Regions from separate parts of the Homo sapiens genome. Here region 2 is linked to region 1. Evidence: read pairs that join two places in POLR2A ChIA-PET (ENCODE). Cell type or tissue: MCF 10A. All regions are shown on one strand. Links, peaks and the distances in the headings refer to the core of each region. The heading gives the core; the rest is flanking DNA. Region 1 overlaps IGFBP7 (insulin like growth factor binding protein 7). Region 2 overlaps POLR2B (RNA polymerase II subunit B).

What was found. ChIA-PET counts read pairs that join two places held together with the same protein. Peaks named below come from ENCODE experiments on the same cell type or tissue, not always from the same donor. Only the 100,000 strongest peaks of a DNase experiment are listed, where the experiment ranks them.
Region 2: POLR2A ChIA-PET joins it to region 1 with 5 read pairs; 6 of 35 experiments call an interaction of 5 or more read pairs at or near these places.

What each region holds. Positions count from the first base shown.
Region 1 is chr4:57,080,204-57,083,017 of GRCh38, reverse strand. All of the region lies in intron 1 of IGFBP7 (insulin like growth factor binding protein 7), which reads left to right. Among named protein-coding and RNA genes, the nearest start is that of IGFBP7-AS1, 28 kb to the left of the region's middle. In MCF 10A, for the core only: no CTCF peak of the experiment used is centred there; a DNase peak (open chromatin) is centred at 1,527.
Region 2 is chr4:57,021,534-57,024,347 of GRCh38, reverse strand. POLR2B (RNA polymerase II subunit B) reads right to left here. Exons shown (of 25, transcript NM_000938.3): 18 at 2,102-2,196; 19 at 768-1,018; 20 at 597-686; 21 at 236-343. Among named protein-coding and RNA genes, the nearest start is that of POLR2B, 44 kb to the right of the region's middle. RefSeq lists a silencer at 1,971-2,265. In MCF 10A, for the core only: no CTCF peak of the experiment used is centred there; a DNase peak (open chromatin) is centred at 1,077.

The sequences.
Region 1 (2,814 bases), core at 221-2,720:
ATTGGAAAGAATGAATTTGATTTATGTGTATTGAACTAATAAAGCTAATACATAATACATGGATTGTTCACTGAAAAAAAGGCAGTTTAAGCCAGGTGTGGTGGTGTACACCTGTAGACCCAGCTACTCAGGAAGCTTGAGGCCAGGAGTTCAAGATAAGCCTAGGCAACATAGACAAACCCTGTGTCTTAAAATAAAACTTTAAAAAAAATTTAAAGCAGCTTGCATGTTAATAGGTATGAAATTTTCATTAAAAAAATAAAAACTATATGTATAAACAGTTTATATAAGTTGTTGGGGGGTTAGGATTATCAGGAGGTAAAAGTAGACAACTTGCTGCTTCTTTATATATTTGTATATTTGAATTGTTACAGTGAGCATGCACTTTTGCATTTTTTAAATAGCAACAAAATATTTTAAAAGAATACTGAACCACTACATCATTGATATTCCTCATAACTAAATTTCGAAGGTTCTTTTCTTTCCTTCTTCTAATTACCAAAAACTTGATTCAAATTTAAAACTATACACTCATAGATCTAGAATGATTCTGGGGTGATATTTCAGTTCATCATTAACCTTTCCCTAACCACTTCCCTGTATCATCTTAGTCTAAGAGATTTCAAACATGGCAACTCCAAAGACGCAGGTCCCAGAAGAGCTCTCTGAGACCGCGATTTGGGACCCACACTGGTCAAAAGAGGAAAATCACAGAGCATCCTTTGTAAACTCAGCCTTCTCTCAGGAAAGTCTTTCTTATTATAACTGATATTCCTTGGGCTGAAACTCACACCTGTTCCTCCACTTCTGATGTAGAGACAAAGAGGATTCTTGACCCCAAAGGACCTCCTAGATCATTGCTTCAACCTTTCCATTTTACAGATGAAAAAACTGAGGACTAAGTAAAATGTGGGGAGAAATGGTACCAAAACCCACTTCCCCTACTTGCTAATCAGTGCATTTTCTGTTGCTCTAGTAGTACCTTTCTTTCTCACACACCAGCATCCCCGAGTCGGTTCTACAACAGTGCCTTTCACCTGGTAAGCCAAAGTCTGTTGGATGCAAACTGTTTACACAGAATCCCAAGTAGAAGCTAAGTTATCAACGTCAAAGGACCAGGAAGGCAGGGTGATTCAATTGCAAACCCAAAGCAGCAGCACTTTGGAGCCAGAATAGAACTCTGAATAGTCCTTTATTTTGTGCTGAGGACCTAGAACTTCCACTTTTCTTTCTCTGGAGCCAGACTTCATGCTGGGGCTTTGTTTTAAAATCAAGGCCCCAGCGGACTCAGAACTAAGGAATTTTTTTCACACATATTCAAAACGGAAGCCCTGCCACCATGGGGAAGCTCAAGGTCCTTGCTCAGCTTCTGCTTGTGTTTGGGCTACATGAAAATCTCTGGGTGGTGGTTGATGTTTCCCGCACCAAATGATTTCTGCACAAGGCCCGACATTCCCCCTGCCCTGATAGAAGGGTCACACCACACACCAAGAAGGATGTGACTAATAAAGAGTGTGACTTCAGAGAATTTACAAGTCCAGACAACTTCTGATAAACATTTAAACAGAGGTCAGGAATGTTTTCCTTTCTGAGGGGAAAATATGTGGTCTATGGTGTGAGTGGGAGGGGCTGGTGGGGGGTAAATCTAAGCATTAGCTTCCTCCCTTCATAATTCTTAAGCATTTTAACAGCTGTCATTTTTAATGCCCTAACAGGCTTTCAGACTTAGAACCCATAGCTGAGTATGGGCCAGAAAGCTCTGTGAAAAAAAAATGGGCAATTCCAAAGTGATTACCAAGCAAGTTTAAAACTAACATTAGGATCATTAGAGGCACTTTCCCTGGGCCCTGCCCTGAAGCTAAGAATGTTCCAGAAAGTATCACTCAAGGCCCATTTTAAGTACCCAGGTTGGGATCTTCACTTCCCCTGCTGACAAAAGGGGGAAGCTCCATAGAGGAAATGGGTGTTGACTTCCAGGAAAGGAAAGGTGAGAAGGACCAGATGGCATCTGTCAGCATCCTCAGCCCACCGGAGACATTCTGAGAACATTGGCCAGGGCCAAGGAGGAGAGATTGATGAGCGGAAGCCAACAGAGATATCCCCTTGGCAGTGGAAAGGAAAGCTGCAGGTCGTTTTTGTGACCCAACACACTTTCATTGGTGGTGCTGATCCAGCTAATGTCTTTTAGCATTTTCCTTTTCATTGGCTGTTTGGTTTGTCTCCTGACATTTCCTGGATCGGTGTGCACGGTAGGCATAGGGTGAGTGAGTAAGACTAGTATTCTCTCTGGTCAGTTCTAAATAAAAAGTAAGAAAAGAAAATGTCAGCCAGGTGTGGTGGTGCACATCTGTAGTCCCAGCCACTTAGGAGGCTGGAGTGGGAGGATCACTTGAGCCTATGAGTTAGAGGCTGCAGTGAGCCATGATCATGCTACTGCACTCCACCCTGGGTGAAAAGTGAGATCCTGTCTCAAAAAATAAAATAAATTTCACTCAAAATCTTCCTCTAAATGGGAAGATGGGGACTCAGTATTGGAAGAAAGGTTCTGATACCAACTTTAGGAAAACCCTTCGTGTGTCTGCAATCAATATTCTTTTGAATATATCAGCTTCCGTTGTTTCAGCTATAACCCCTGTAGGCTGGAGCACTCGGGCAATGTGAGTAGAATGCAGCAGTGTCAATTTCCCTCCTTTGAATCTTAGACAGGTAGAGAAATTATCTCATTTTAAAGTCCTAAGTATTCCCATACTCAGTTTTAGACATTTCTTGCTTTTCTTACTGAGATAAAGTATGTTATTTTGAAAATCCAGTCTT
Region 2 (2,814 bases), core at 89-2,588, 59 kb after region 1:
GAAAATCACATATGTATTAGTTGAATGTAGTATATCTCACAAAAATTCTGACTTGTCCATAACTTTGCAAATTGCCAAAAAAAATGGCAGAATCATAAGCAATTTGAAAGCAGAAAAGTAAGTCTCACACTAGCTTTTTACAAAGTACCCTGGCTCAAATGTGAGAGCAATCACCTATCAGAGTTTTAGAAGAAGCATCAGCTTAGAATCTATATTTTTGAAGAACATCTCTTACCTTCCCTTGAAGGCATTCAATTAAGTGACCAATAGTCATACGAGAGGGGATGGCATGGGGATTGATGATGATATCAGGGGTGATACCTTCACAGGTGAAAGGCATATCCTACAAAGAAAAATTTTAAAAGGGACTCAAAGATACATATACTAAACTAGAACTGACATTTCAGTTCTCCCAACTGAATTACTGTATGTCCCAAATTCTGTTTAAACATGGTATGTTCATATACTTATTCAACAATAAAATCAAAAAGTTCAACCTGTATCATCTTTGAGCTCTTAAGTTAAAGCAAATTTTGATTAAAAAAAAAATATTTAACAAAACTGGTTTGGGCATGAGGGAGATCAAAGATACCTACCTCTTGTCTATACTGAATACCACAAGTACCCTTTTGACCATGTCGACTAGCAAATTTGTCTCCAATCTGTGGAATCCTAACAGAGCGTACCTAAATTCATATAAAAATAAGTTAGTTAAGTGGATTTGGTTTACTTTCTAAAACTAGCTACATGAACAAAGTTGTACTCACCCTTATTTTACAAAATTTATATCCTTCCTGATTGAGAGTTACCATAACCTGATCCACAATGCCCGTCTCGCTAGTTCTGAGAAAAGTGCTACAGTCTCTCTTGGTATAGCGTCTATTGGTGCTCTCCAATTCATCTTCATTTTCAGGCAAGGTGACTGTTTTGCCTATAATAACATCATCTCCTGATACACGAACCCCTGGAGCTATCAAACCATCATCATCCAGCTTGTCGTAAATGGCATGCCTCATGCCTGTGAGGAAATAGACACGGAATGTCACATAATCCCCAACAAAGATTAAAAACCACATACATGAATCAGTTCCAAGTCAGAGAGAAGGCCACAGGAGTCTCTATACCATGAATCACACCCTTATTCCAAATATTACAAACTATTCTGAACTCTAATACTACAGCCCACACAGAAAACAAAAAAAAAAGTCTATGAAGGAAAAGAACATTGGAATCAGCACTGGGAAAGCAGATTCTTCCATGACAGACATTTATCGAGTGACTTTGGATATGTTTTTTGTCATCTTCTGATTTCTATATTACAAGAGAAAGAATATCTCTGCCATCAGTGGGTACAGGAGAAAAATTTTTTTAAATTAAAAAGAGAGTATCTATGGATGCCCTCTGTACACATCCTCCCACAGAAATTGTGGATTTCATCTTAACTCAATCTTAACTCCACTGGACATCAATTCACTACTACACAGAGCCACCCAATGGAAGGGGAGTAACAGGAAGATGGCAAAGGAAACAAAATACATTTTACTTCATGCAATGCTATTCAGAGTCAACACTGTAGCAGAGATATTGCATTTCCCTGGAACATCCCATCCATCCCACTGCATAAGCAGGTTTTAAGTGTCTGTCAAAATAAATAACTAGAAAGTAAGTTTGAGTTTTCTAGAAGAAACAACAAATGCTAGGTATCCTCTTCTCACTGGTTATTTTTTAAATGTTTACAAACAATGTGGCTGAACAAATATTATGATCACACCATAATTTAGAAAGGAAGGGGGACAGGTGTGAAGTGTGTCCCCAGAAATTGCATGACCTCTCTGATTTCCTAAACTCCCTCCTCAATGCAGGACCTACCAGGAAGGAAGGTCTATAGCAAGCTCACTCCTAGGTGCAAAGACTTTTATCAAATACACATGTTTTCTTAGATGTGAACTCTAAGAATAACATGAAAACACACTTTCATTGCACAAAAAAAGGGAGAGGAGGACAGGGGCAGGCACAGGGTGACACAACCCATCAAAATCACTTAGGAAAACCACAGTAAGTTAACTTTGGATTCCATCATTTAAATGTTAGTGTCACTTACCCTGGCATGTTTCACGTGTAGGCTTCTCAAAAACTTCTTCTTGATCAAATCCTTTTTTAGACTCCTGTTCTTTGTATGAGCGATAGAAAACAGACCTAAAAACACATGGTTCTAAAGGTAAAGTCTATTTTCTTTTAACAAAAGGGCTGAGACTATACCAACAATTTCTCATTTACTTGAAATTTGGGAGACAATTTAAACTACGAATCTGGGACAAGAGTAACTGCATTAAGGATCTGAGTTAAACTCTAAATGTTATCACATGAGTTATACATATGTAGCATCTGACCCATAACCTTAACCACCTAGTATTATATGTCAAAATGGAAGAGACCCAGGGGTCAATGAATCCAACCTCCGACACATTTAAGAATCCATTACATAATAACCCTGAAAGATGGTCACCTAGGTTCTACTCAAACACTTCCAGTGAGAAGTTTTAACATTGGCTGAGCATGGTGGCTCACGCCTGTAATCCTAGCACTTTGGGAAGCCGAGATGGGTGGATCAGCTGAAGTCAGGAGTTTGAGACAGCCTGGCCAACATGGTGAAACCCCGTCTCTACTAAAAATACCAAACAACAACAAAAAAAAACTCTGGCATGGTGGTGCGTGCCTGTAATCCCAGGTACTTGGGAAGCTGAGGTAGGAGAATCTCTTGAAACCTGGGAGGCAGAGATTGCAAGTGAGCCAAGATTGCACCACTGCATTCCA